Regions from separate parts of the Homo sapiens genome. Here regions 2 and 3 are each linked to region 1. The links are chromatin contacts, found by Hi-C or POLR2A ChIA-PET in ENCODE. All regions are on one chromosome and are shown on one strand. The core of a region is the stretch at or near the end of the contact, and the rest is flanking DNA. Distances in the headings are between cores, read along the strand shown. Region 1 holds the start of WDSUB1 (WD repeat, sterile alpha motif and U-box domain containing 1). Region 2 overlaps DPP4 (dipeptidyl peptidase 4). Region 3 holds the start of PSMD14 (proteasome 26S subunit, non-ATPase 14).

Evidence for each region. A loop is a pair of places that touch in the nucleus more often than their neighbours do. ChIA-PET counts read pairs that join two places held with the same protein, here RNA polymerase II (POLR2A). Pooled maps may share reads with other maps.
Region 2: a loop to region 1 is called in a map of transverse colon, with 27 times the contacts of the local background. The contact joins the enhancer-like site here to the promoter of WDSUB1 in region 1. A Hi-C loop is called at or near these places in 2 of 168 maps with a recorded cell type or tissue (naive thymus-derived CD4-positive, alpha-beta T cell and transverse colon) and 4 of 50 pooled maps. POLR2A ChIA-PET finds 5 or more read pairs at or near these places in 1 of 52 experiments (OCI-LY7).
Region 3: a loop to region 1 is called in a map of CD8-positive, alpha-beta T cell, with 6 times the contacts of the local background. The contact joins the promoter of PSMD14 here to the promoter of WDSUB1 in region 1. A Hi-C loop is called at or near these places in 3 of 168 maps with a recorded cell type or tissue (CD4-positive, alpha-beta T cell, CD8-positive, alpha-beta T cell and naive thymus-derived CD4-positive, alpha-beta T cell), 1 of 37 single-sample maps with no recorded cell type and 12 of 50 pooled maps. POLR2A ChIA-PET finds 5 or more read pairs at or near these places in 1 of 52 experiments (OCI-LY7).

The regions. Positions count from the first base shown.
Region 1 is chr2:159,284,950-159,289,356 of GRCh38, forward strand. It overlaps WDSUB1 (WD repeat, sterile alpha motif and U-box domain containing 1), which reads right to left and starts at 1,754. Exons shown (of 11, transcript NM_001128212.3): 1 at 1,634-1,754. RefSeq lists silencers at 1,588-2,027, 1,714-1,883.
Region 2 is chr2:162,009,549-162,013,955 of GRCh38, forward strand. DPP4 (dipeptidyl peptidase 4) reads right to left here. Exons shown (of 26, transcript NM_001935.4): 20 at 2,245-2,439. Among named protein-coding and RNA genes, the nearest start is that of DPP4, 62 kb to the right of the region's middle. Within about 2 kb of position 1,708, at least 4 of the 41 ENCODE cell types and tissues checked have a DNase peak (open chromatin) inside an H3K27ac peak, as active enhancers do; they include transverse colon, where a contact is called at or near this core.
Region 3 is chr2:161,306,691-161,311,097 of GRCh38, forward strand. PSMD14 (proteasome 26S subunit, non-ATPase 14) reads left to right here and starts at 1,735. Exons shown (of 12, transcript NM_005805.6): 1 at 1,735-1,914. RefSeq lists an enhancer at 1,603-2,062.

The DNA.
Region 1 (4,407 bases), core at 504-3,003:
CAGTGTCTCTCCTCAGAGACGGTTTCCCTATTTAAAGTAGCCACTCCCTAGGCTAGCACATCACTCTATATTCTCAGCAATTACCACCAGCATCGGATATTTGTTAAATTGTCTCCTCCGACTAGGATGTAAATCCCAAAGGAGTAGGTACTTTGCCATCTTGCTCATTTCTGTATCCACACCATGTAAAACTGTCAGGCACCTAATGTACTTAAATAAATATAAGTTGAATATTTATTTTGTTCGAGCCCAACTGAGTTCCAGCCTTTAAATAATCCATATGTAATATGAAATTAGAAAATCTACCAAGACTAAATATATATACACACACAGAAACATAACTGACGGTGGAAAACTGGTGTCAAGTGAGGCAGAATCAGCTCTGAAAGGGGCAGGTATAACCTTGACTTGTAAAATTGATAATCCTTTGTCCTAGTCTTATTTACGGAAACACCTCTACCAAAGAAAAAAAAAGTCTGGGCGCGATGGTGCACACCTGTAGTCCCAGCATTTTGGGAGGCCGAGATGGGTGGAACACTTGAGCCCAAGAGTTTAAGACCAGTCTGGGCAACAAGGCAAGACCCCATCTCTCTAAAAATAAAAATAATTAGCTGGGTGTGGTGGCGAGCACCTGTAGTCCCAGCTACTCGAGAAGCTGAGGCGGGAGCATCACTTGAGCCCCGGAGGTGACGCCGGCGGTGAGCTGTGATTGCACCACTGCACTCTAGCCTGGGCAACAGAGCAGGACCCCATCAATCAATCAAACAAATATTAAGGCATAAGGAGCATGCCTTTCCCTATCTTCATCTTATCCTTTTAGGATAAGTTCAGCTTCTTTTCTTCGAACATAAACTCCAATAAAGCCTAAAAACCAAACACGAAAATTTCTGGTAGACTATCCCTGTACTGCTGTCTTGAAAACAATCAAGACCAGGTGGTGCTTTCTGGAGAGCTCGCAAATCCCAGCTGTGCAAGTGCGCACAGGTGATTTTCCAAACAAACTCCGGCTCCCAGCCCTCTGCCGCACTCAGCTCCCTTTGCAAGTTCCAGGGCATTCAGTGGGAAGTACCGAGGCCACCGTCAGCTGAACAGTTTGTTTTGAAAAAGCTCTCAGGCCTACCCAGGACCTGCCTTGGGGTAGGGGGGGCGGTGTGGGCGTTCCCTCGGGCCTCGGCTGTCACGCGAACAGTAAATTCCCGGGCACACCAGGTCAGTTGGCCAGCGTAAACACATGAATCCCATCTCATTCAAAGCAAACCCGAAAGGTGTCCAGCGCTCCCAAAATAAAGTCCGCCACTTACACCCCCCATGCACGAAAGACCAGGAATGTGCCCCCCTCTATGAGCGGCCGGGCCTCTGTGGACTGAGCGACCCCAGGCAAGAGGGAGGCCTGGGAGGCAGGGAGCTCACCCGCAAGGGGCTTCCTTCCACCCGACGCCGACACGCCCGCCCTAGCCCCGGGCCAAGGGTGCACGAACCACGCCTCGCCGCACTCAAGGTCCCGGTTGGGCCCTGCTGCGCGGTTAGAACCGGGAAATGGAGGGCTCAGACGCCCCGCGCGAGCAGGCCCAGCCGCGCTTCCCCACCTGCCGCCACCGCCGCTGAGCCGGCCCGTGGGCGCGGCCGCTCTCACCTGCAGGAGCGGGGGCGCGCGGGATCCGCCTTCAAGGTGCCCACGGGCGGTGCGGGTCACGTGCCGCGCAGGTGAGGCTGGCGGGGCGGGCGCCGGCGGAGACCCAGAGCAGAGGGAACAGGCCCCGCCCCCGAACGCCCGCGGGGACCCAGAGCGGAGGGAACAGGCCCCGCCCCCCGAACGCCCGCTGTGACCCAGAGCGGAGGGAGTAGGCCCCGCCCCGCGAAAGCCTGTGGAGACCCAGGGCGGAGGGAACAGGCCCCGCCCCCGGGACCGGCCCCTGAGGCGGCGCATGCGCGCTCTTCCGCCCGGACTGCGAGTTCCTCCCCAGCTTCTGGCTCCTAGGGTCAAGGCGATTTCAGGCTTGGAAAGGGACTTCCGTCGCAAATCTTTCTGTTTTTGCTAAAGCTGCGGTCGCAAGGCCTAGTGATCGCCTGAAACGTCGTTTTAAAGGGGCGTTGCATGGAATGTTCGGCCATCCCTGCTGAAAGTTTTTACCTCTTTCTCCAGTTCTCCACCCTGCACTGTGTACTCCGAGGCCGGTCTCCCAGATTGGCCTTCTCTATTTCGGCCACCCTGGGCGGTCCGTGACTTGGCGTCTTCTGCCCTCGCCTCCTCATTCGGGTTCCCCTAGGGGTCTCTCCCGGGCAGGCTGCCTGCCCCGGGCCCCAGCCCTGCCGTTGGGTGGGTATCCTGAGCTCACTGGAACCCCGGGCGCCTTTTCTTCAGCCTTTCCCAGTGCGTCCCACTGGCTCACGGTAGACTGGTTTCCACGTGTCATTGACTACAAAGTGGCCCTGCCAGTGCTTTTTGAGATAAAAATTATCCAGAAAAAAAAAAGTTCCTGAGCAAATTACCACTTGTTAACTAAATGCACAACATAGTGTGGGACTATGTTCAGATGAAAATCAAAGATACAGAGAGCTTTTATTTTTAATCCATGAGGAAACATTAAAAATATATCAGCCTGTGGAGACCGAAGTTACATTTGAAGAGTAATGACCTAAAATGCTCACATTTAAAGATGAAATTGAGACCGTGGGAAACTATTTGCAATGAAAAAGATTAAGGGGAAAGGGAAGATTAAAAATTAGGATTTTGTGAAGTTCTTGTTAATTTTTTAAAATTAGCGGAGTGCATCATGATTGAGACTTTGAACACCAAATTCCATTCCAAAGTATTGCCAAAACAGTATTTTTCTAAAAACAAGTTTTTGATTGTATAAATAATAGAGCTCTCTGTAGGAAACACAGAATATATAACAGGAAAATAAATAGTCAATAATTACACCCCTCAGAGATCACCCACTCAGAGATAACATTTTCTCTCAGTCTTTCAGAAAAACTAATTTTACAAAAAGTCCTGGAAACTGCCTTTTTAAACAAACTTGTGTCATGAGCTGTTCCCATGTCTAAAATTTCATTAGCTTTTTTTTCTACATAATGGTCTACATATAAACATACCATAAATTATTTAACATTTTCCCTGTTGCTGGATGGTTTCAACAATTTTGATCTTAGTGTAGATAATGCTGGATTAAATATCTTTGTACCTAAATCTTTTTCTTTTAGCCTCAATATATTACCACGTTATGTACATAAATCTTTTTCCATATTTATGAATATGTACTTAGGATAAAAATTGAAATGGAGGCCAGGTGCGGTGGCTCACGCCTGTAATCCCAGCACTTTGGGAGGCCAAGCTGGGTGGATCACCTGAGGTCAGGAGTTCAAGACCAGCCTGGCCAACGTGGTGAAACCCCATCTCTACTAAAAATAGAAAAAAATTAGCCAGGCATGGTGGCACGCACCTGTAATCCCAGCTACTCAGGAGGCTGAGACAGGAGAATCTCTTGAACCCAGGAGGCTGAGGTTGCAGTGGGCAGAGATCTCCCCATTCCACTTCCAGTCTGGGGGATAGAGTGAGACTTTGTCTCACAAAAGAAAAAAAAGGAAATGGAATCACTGGGCATAAAGGTGTAGACAGTTTTAATAAGTATTACCATACTGCTCTTCAGAGAGGTTGTACAGTTTACACTCTCAGCAATATGTAGTTGTGTTTGTCTCTCCACTTTCTTGTCAAACTTGAGGGATACCTTTTTTATCTACACTAATTTGTGTGTGGGTTTTTTTGTTTGTTTGTGAGATGGAGTCTTGCTCTGTCGCCCAGGCTGGAATGCAGTGGCAGGATCTTGGCTCATTGCAACCTCTACCTCCCAGGTTCAAGTGATTCTCGTGCCTCAGACTCCCAAGTAGCTGGGATTACAGGCGCCCGCCACCGCGCCCGGCTGACTTTATGTATTTTTAGTAGAAACAGGGTTTCACCATGTTGGCCAGGCTGGTCTCGAACTCCTGACCTCAAGTTATCCACCCGCCTCAGCCTCTATCTACACTAATTTGATAAGCCAAATTGGTTATAATATTCTTTAAGTAAAATATATAAAAGAAGCCCGTGACTACACCTGCCAGTAGTTTAGCACCATGACCTCATGTCCAGTATAGTCAGCTTTGCCTGTCCTACAGAGACAGGCAGTTTCAAAGATAGAAGCCTCATTGAGGCTGGTCTCCAGAGATCTAACTACTTTAACACTCTGTCCTGTACCAGTTCACTCTACAAATCTATAAATTCTTATAAATGTATCTTTATAAATTCTGTTTCTATAGTATATTGGCAAGATATTTTAGTTAACATCTCCCAAAGTAGTTAGACCTTTGATTTGGAATATTAAAGATTTGAATGTTTTATGCATTCCTCACCCTAATTGTGTAGCTGTG
Region 2 (4,407 bases), core at 458-2,957, 2.7 Mb after region 1:
GTGTATGATTCACAGAAAACAAATCCTGGCAGTTTTTTTCACAGTTTTATACAAAAATTTGCAGCCCAGATGCACTTTTCTTTACATAATTGAATTTAAATCTCTCCAGATGTTTTTCAGTTTGGGAGAGTCTGCCCCTGCAATGGAGAAAGATAAGGGCATGAAAAACTTCTGAGTAAGGGCTTAGAAATGTCTCCGGGCCCCCTACCTGAGAACTTAAACACCATTCTCTAAATAAATCCCTTCTTATGCTGGGTGTTGATTAGTTAGCTCAGTACCGTGCACTCAATAGAAATAAATTTTTCCTTGATGGATTAAGAAGTCTTCTTTGCCACAAAACTGTGTTCAGAGATGGAATCCAGGTAAAGAAATAAGAAAAATATTGTATGCACCTATTTCTTAATATTAGCCTGACATCAAAAGAAATTTTTTTTTACTTAAAAATACCTGACAAATGGAACTCAAATTTTTAGCATTGTGGGTGGTTGCAGACCTTTGCATTAACCTATCTTGATTTTGACAGTCTTTGTGTTTTCATGTAATATGTCCTAGGTTGCCCTAAGTTAAGCAGTGCTAGAAAAAAATTAAAATAGTTTTCAACTCATCTTTTCCACGTAAACTTTGTAAAATTGAAGGAGGCAGACATACAGCAATGTGCAACAGATCATTCATGTATAATTTGATCAACCTTTACAAAGTGAATGTATCCTTGAAATCATGGCCTGTGCATATTATCAGAAGCCTCTAAGGCATTTCCCTCTTTGCAAAGGGACAAAAGGAAATGTTTTTCTTTTATTGAATTCCATAAAAATTTCACTGAACTTTTGCCTTGTTTTTATCTTTACATAAATTGCATCTTGCAGGATGTACACTTTTGTGTCCAGCTTCTTTCATTCAACAGTATATGCAATTCATCCATGTTGTTATGCTTAGCTCTTTTTAGTTGCTGCAATAGTGTGTGCCACTGTATAAACGCACTATTTCTCAATACTTATTTAACTGGGGTTGTATATAGTAGATCCTTAATTTTGTAATTTTAGGACTTTTGTTGGTCAGATTTGAGAGACCCTGGAAACTATGCCCTCTCTCATAGAGGAGCGATCTGGATAGATACAAGTTTATTTTTAAAATATCAAAGCCTCACTCTCAAACAAATGTATCCCCTGTTTATTCTAAATCTCTATTTTTTAATTGTTAAGGAAAATAGCTAATCATTAACTTTAGTAAAAGAGAATTTCTTTCCTCAGGAATCCTTAATCAATTGTCATCTTCTCCTCTCTCCATCTATTTCATCATTCATGGATCCTTCTGCATTTCCTAGTCTATGATTTCATAACATTATTTTCAACCACCCTCCCTATTATGCTTCCCCAGACATCCATGCTGTTGGTTACAGAAACTCAAAGTTACATTTCCCACATACCAGTTGAATGTAATTAAATATAAGAGTCAGAATGAGACTGGATTCAAATCCTGATTCACTTTGGCAAGCTACCTAACCTAATAGTCTCTATTTATTTAATTAAAATATGGGGTAAGAACACCCACCTCTCGGGGCTTCAGCGACAATGCCTGCAGGTAAAGCACTTCTCATGCAACATGCATCTTATGAGTAACCATCATTGATTGTTAACATCTCTTGAGCCAGATCACATCTAGTTATAGTCCCATAAGTGAAGAGCACAAGAATGAGATGTGGTTCATACGTAACAGAGCCCTTATACATAGTACCGATGATGGTTGTGCTCCACAATTTTCCCAAAATAGCAGAGTCACCCTCATCCAGACTGTAGGAGCTACTCCTAGGACTTCAGAGTTGTCACTGCCTATGACGTAAATGTACACTGAAGGAAATGTACACAGTATCCTTGACTGTGAAGGAATGGGCTTGGCTTGTTTAGTCAGATGTTTACTAGGGTACATTTATTCCTCAGTTTGTCCCCGAGTCTGATGAATTTTGATTTTCTGTTCTTAGAATGTGGTAGGACATATGCCAACTCCCTTTCTAGAGTCTCATACAGAGAGGAATTTAGGAAATGCTTTTTTTTTGAACTTCATATCAATCTATAATGTAATATATTGTTATTTAAACATAACATCTTCACTAAAACCTACCGTAAGGATAAAAGATTACAAATTCATCCCAGAACACTTTAAATTATTTACACTTTACAGCTTTAAAATGTAAATTTTAAAGGGGAAAAAAAATCAGATGACCTTTGACTTCATCTCCTAGTCACTCACCTGGCTGCTTCAATTTGATCTTCAACTTCAAATGTTCCCAGTCTTCTGTTGATTGCATGCATGATCTTATCTCCTTGGTAACCACTTCCTCTGCCATCAAAGCTAGCTACTATAATGTTTTCTGTGCTTGCAAGGTAAGTGGCCCAGTTCAGTCTGAAGACAGTGTCTGCTTTTTGACTACATGGGCCTGCATACCTATGAAAAATACCAAATTGTTAGCTTTCATGGTTTTCTGGAATCAAATGAGGAATGCTTACATTTCTCTTCTCCGTGGAGAAGTATGCATCCTTCCCAATCATGAGCCTTAAACTGTGCCAGCCTATGGGGTGTCCAGAATGAGTCCTCTAAAACTTAGCAACACAACTACCATGGTTGTATATTTCCTTCAAAGATACTTGTCAGTTTTGTCTTTGAAGATAGTTATCAAACACAGACTTCATAGGCCAAGATTTTAGAAGTATTAATGTAATCTTGGAAATCAAAGAAATAATTTCTCTAATAGTTAAGAAGGGGGAGTTGTGGTATAAAAAAAATGATGATGACAACAATAAATGCAGCTTTGGATATCTTTCCATCTCAGCTTAACACAATACTCCTGGACTGCAAGTTTATTTCCTTCTTTAAGGACTTTGACTTCTGCATCATATGCTTTGCATTTCCCATAGCACCCGGCACAGTCTTGCTCACAATGACTGTAAATCATTGTGGAATGGACTGCAGTATGAATGAATGCTAACATTTAAAACTTCAGAGGAAGAAACAGGTTGCATTGGAAAACGGGCATGTCATTGGGCATTCTATATACTAACAAGTTTAACTCCCTTGTATCTGCAATCTTCACAGGCTACCATCTACCCTACACAGAGCTGTGTGCACAATCTCTGTAAAGCTCTGTAAAGCACTCTCATTTCTGCTTGTTAATCAAGAGGAGCTCCTTATAGCTCATCTCAATTCATTTAAATATGTCATCTTTGCACCATCTACACAACTCCTGGACATGGATACTCTCCAATAACTTATTCCCTCCCCAGCCCATCTCTCCACTCATCTGCTTACTGTCCCTGCACAGGATAGGACAAGTTCTGCTTACATGCCTTTGCTAATGTTTTCCTTCTACTTAGGGAGGTCAGTCAAAAGAACTTTCGTTTTAAACAAAACACTATAACATTCTAACTTTAAACAGGAAAATGCATTCATGCATTTCTTGAGCTAGCAAATATTTTTTCACATGTGAAATGCCTTGCTCCTCTCAATTATATTAAATTTGGTAGATTAAGAGCTTGCCTTAATATTAGGTATATATATCAAGTTCCCTAACCCCAAGATTAAACAAGATTATTTTTTAAAATAGAAAAAAAAAAAAGACCCTAAAAGAGAGGAAAAGGAAAATAACTGAACAGAAATATGTATTAAATTTACCATTTTTTAAAACCTTTTCTAATGGAGATCAAATCGTTACTTACTAGGAAGTCAAAGAAGATAAAAATATCACTCAAAAGGATGCTTTTTTAGCATTGGAGCCGAAGCCTAAAACAAATTAGTGTCACGAATGAATTGACTTCATTTGTTACAATTATTTTACTTGAAAAGAAATCAGATAACACATCTGGAATTTTAAAATATGTATCTTTTCCTTTCTTTGTGCTTTTATGTGTGGTTTTCATGAAACTGTGAATATAGTGGATCAAAGCTGTGTCTGATACTAATATCTGGGTCCTGCCTTCCTCTCCCCACTTTTTTTTTCTCGCTGGTAACAACAGAGACATTATGTCCCTGACCTTCAATGTCTTTTTCCGTATAATGGAACAACAGAACTTACTATATGGGTTTGTTGTGTGAATAAAATAAGGCAAATGATGCCAAGCACCTGGCATTCGGCAGGTCCCTGCACTAGTGTTGTTTCATTTTGTTTTTAATATAGGAAATGATGCAAGCCAGGACAGGAAGAGCCTGACATTATGGCATCATGGGTGACGCTAGGGCAATTTTAGAAAAATTAAAGTAGGGTGTATTCCTAATGATTATAAAAAATATTTTACAAAGCTGTCATATTTGGAATTCATGTGAGTTCACATTCACTATTCAAAGACTTGTGACTTCCTAACTTTCTCAAAGACTTGAAGTTTTTAATAGCGAACGCTCTCCTCTATCACTTCTCTTCAC
Region 3 (4,407 bases), core at 485-2,984, 2.0 Mb after region 1:
AGCGTTTTTCAAAGCCCTATGGACATCTTATTCCCCAGCTAAATACTTTAGTATGGCTGGAGCAAAAGGTGCTCCAAACAAAGTTTAAGGGTTTTTTTTTTTTTTGACCTTTATAATGAATGTTATGGGGAGCCACTAGTGGAATTTTAAATAAAGAAGGAGCATGACTACATATAGCACAAAAATTTTTACCAGTGAGGTGGAGAATGGATTAAAAGGAATCAGACCGAAGGCGGAAAGATCAAAGAGCATTCTAAAAAAGTAGCCTGGGGAACATGGTGAAATCCTGTCTCTACTAAAAAAATAAAATAAATAAAAACATAAATAAAAATTAACTGGGCATGGTGGCAAGCGCCTGTAGCCCTAGCTACCTAGGAGGCTGAAGTGGGAGGGTTGCCTGAGCCCGGGGACGGGATGTTGCAGTGAGCCCAGATGGCGCCACTGCACTCCAGCCTGCGTGACAAAGCAAGACCCTAACTCAAAAATGCATTAATAAATAAATACATATAAAATAAAATAAAATAAAAAAGAAGTGAGGAAGGTCTGAGTTAAGGCCAAAGTGGGGAGTATTTAGAAGGGGAAGTGGTGGATTGGAAAAGCTGTTATGGAGATTACACATTTCATGGTTTCTACAGTGGGGAGAGATGAAAAAGAGGCAAGTGTTCATACTCTTAAGTTTCTGATTAGGAAAATTATTTGGAGGACGGGGCTACTCACCCCCTCCTCCCATAAAAAATGAATAGAGAGGCATAGGTTTGGGGGGGAAGCATAAAGATGTGGATCCAAATATTACCTATGAGTAAAATAATCTTTGTGTTTTTAAAGGTATTAATATCTTAAAGCAATTGTGCTACTCAAATCACAGTTTGGATCCAGGCGCTGTAATCTTTCCTCACCCTCTGTCCAGTAGATTCATCACCATTCTCGATTTAGGAATGCTTTAAAGATGCTTGTTATTTGGAACATATTTGAGAAAGTGACAGGAACGTGGCAAACAAGCTGCCTTAAACAGAGACTGTACCTAGACCTAGAGTGTAATATCAACTTGTCAAGTATATCTTCTGCAACTTTGCTTTTTGAAAGCCTAGCACAAAGTAGATCATGAGTAAAATGTGATTGCCGATAATTACATGGAGAAATGTGAATAAATGACTCTTTAAACCCTGTAAACTAAACTCGGCTTAAAATAGGTGGTTTGAACATTTGGGAAACCTTAGTTTTCCCTGAAATCCAATCCTTGCAAAGCAATAATGACAAGAGGTGGATAAAGCGGACTTACAGAAAAGGGCGTCTTACCGGTCCCCTCTAATCACACCATCCCCCCTCTTTTAAAAAAATTTTCTTCTCAGATAACCAAGTTAAATCTAGCTCAAATGAACCTTTTAGTTTTTGAGGAGGGCAATAATAGTAGTGAACACCAAAACGAAAGGGGATCTGGGCTTCAAAATACTAACAGTTCTATTTCCTAGCCAGTCGTCTCCCGGGCTGGATGTGCCGCCGTCCCAGATCTCAGCGGCGGCCGCAGAGCGCAGAGGTAGGGAGAGAAAAAGGAGGCGTCGGCGGGGCGCGAGCGACCAGGGCGCTAAGTGCCGCCTCACAGTCCTGCCAGAGACAGGAGACGCCGGGCCGCCCGCGCCGTCTGTCCCAAGAGCTCCTCCTGGACATCCGCTTGACTCTCCGTCGTCTCCAATTGGCCGTCGGGGAACGGAAGCCGAAGCAAACTAGTGAACCCGGAAGTGCTTCGCGGCGGAGGCCCGGGCAACTCTTTTGAATGGAATCGGGCTGATTCATCGCCGGTTTGCAGACAGAGCCGCGTCGGGTGTGCGCCGCTGCTGCTGTTGCCTCTGTCTTCGCGTCACCACAGAGGCAAGACAAGGGTCCATATCGCGGCATCCGGCTCCCGCCCGTCTTCAGGTAAGACCCAGAAGGCAGGCCTGGGAGGTCTGGGGAGGCAGCCGTGCTAGGCCGCCGCCAGCCCCGTGCTTTCCTGAGTCACGTTGCCCAGCTGAGTTGCCACAGGAGGCCTGGGCCGCGAGGGAGGAGCCCGGCCTCCTTCATTCTCTTCGCCTGCTCTCAGGGCTCTCTGGCAGGGTCAGGTCTGGATGTCGCCTCCTTTCTCCATTCTTTTCTGTTTGGCCGAATTCACATCATGGGAACCTCTTCCATCTATATAGAGAGAATCCTTGTTTATGGCCTGTTTGTCTGTGCTCTATCCATAGTTGTTAACCGGTCTGCTTTGAAGTTTTTCAAAGCAGACCGGGAAAACAAGGGAGAGAGAGTAGAATTAACTTTCCCATTGAATACGTTTGTTTTATCTCTTGTCCTTCCTGTAAGCCTTAACCCTTTTTCTGTTAGTGTTAGGTTTTCAGCTCCCTCCAAAAAGTAAACAAAAGTCCTGCAGATACACTGCTTTTGGACCTTGAATATCTTAAAAACAAAGTGTGCTACTATGGCTGTTAACTTACTTTCAATATCATACTAATTGAGTAATTGTTGGTAAATTGATTACATTTCTCGTTTTAAGTAAAGTAGAAATCTGCTACCGTATGTTACATCTTGCAACTTAATTTTCCTGGGGATGTAGCTCTGTGTCTGTCAAAAGAAAAAGAATGTAAACTTTTGAGTCTATAAACCTAGTGACTGAAGGAAAAATTCTCGAGAAAATAAATGGTAATATAAGTTGATAAAATATTATGGAAAGGCAGGGGAAAGGGTTTAAAAATGAGCATAAAATAGAGTTATAGTGTGAAAGTGATTTTGTTCCACTGGTCACAAGTGTTTTTTTAGTGCTTCTGACTTAATGTGTTTGAGAAAAGCAGCAAGACATGCACTGATACTGTAGAAATAACAAAAACATGAACACAGTTTTAGTGGAGATGATTAATATAATGGTGGCCTTCCTGTCACGTAAGGCTACCTACCAGCTGACTCATTTGAAGTTTAGAGGTTAAGATATATAGTGGTTCTGAATTAACTACAGTTAAGGTGTGTTTAGTGAAGTGCTATTTAGTGAAAAAGGCTAAATGTTGTCTTGAATTTGTCCCTAAATCTTGCCAAGGGAAGAAAGTTTTCAAGTGATGATCTTTTATTGATGCTTCACCTGTTGACTTTGGGAGTTTTTGGTTTTTTGTTTTTTTTTCAGCCTAAAGTGCTTGGTAAATAATACATTGCCATTTTAATTTAGGCCGGGTGCGGTGGCTCACACCTGTAATCCCAGCACTTTGGGAGGCTGAGGTGGGCAGATCATGAGATGATCCAGCCTGGCCAAGACTAGCCTGGCTAACATAGTGAAAACCCGTCTCTACTAAAAGTATAAAAAAATCAGCCGGGCATGGTGGCACGTGCCTGTATTCCCAGCTACCTCAGGAGGCTGGAGGTGGAACCTGGGAGGTGGAGGTTGCAGTGAGCCAAGATCGCGCAACTGCACTCCAGCTTGGGCAACAGAGTGAGACTTTGTCTCAAAAAAAAGAGAAAAAGCTGAATTTTAATCTGTTTGACATGGGTTCATCTTATTTTCATACTGGCCATGTAAACCATGTGCTTGTTAATATATAGTTTGTGAACCATATGTATGAAAGTCAATAAATATTATTGCTGTTGTTATTGTTATTATCTTAGAAGTGGAAGAGATTAATCTAGTCCTCTTATTTCAGTAACAAGAAGCAACTGTGCTTTTTTAATTTTCAATTTTGTAGTAACGTTCATTTAATAATTCAGTGTCCACCTGTGAAAGCCTTGCCTGAATATCCATGTGATTTCTTGCTCAGGAACTTGTCATATTCCCTGTTTGTTGCAGTCATTTTGACATTTCGTATTCTGCTTTGTGTGTGATACTTTGGTGACCTTATTTGTGAAATGGGAGAACTTGATTAAATAATCTCTTCTAGTTCTAAAATGATAATAATAACAATTATAACAAGAATAGCAACGACAACATTTATTGAGTACCTTGGATGTTCCAGGCACTATAAATTGCTTTGGACGTATTTTTACAACAGACTTGCAAAGTAGATGTTATCCCCACTTTATAAATGAGGTCTAGAGTCTAGAAGAGGGTAAAAATTAGTGTCATATAGTGAGTAGGTGGTGACGCCGGATTCAAATTGAGGTCAACTGGTTCAAGAGCCTTTTTCACTCTACACTGCTGTCCTTTCCCTTTACATATTTTTTATGGGTTTGTGTCAAGCTGCTTCTACCCACCTGCCCCGATAGATTATAAATTCTCTCAGTGCATGCCACTAAATTTCTTGAGTCAGCCCTCCATATCTTTGGGTTCCGCATCTGTAGATTCAACCAACTACAAATTGAAAATATTTGGAAAAAAGTTGCATCTAGGCCAGGCGTGGTGGCTCACGCCTGTAATCCCAGCACTTTGGGAGGCTGAGGCTCAGGATCACCTGAGGTCAG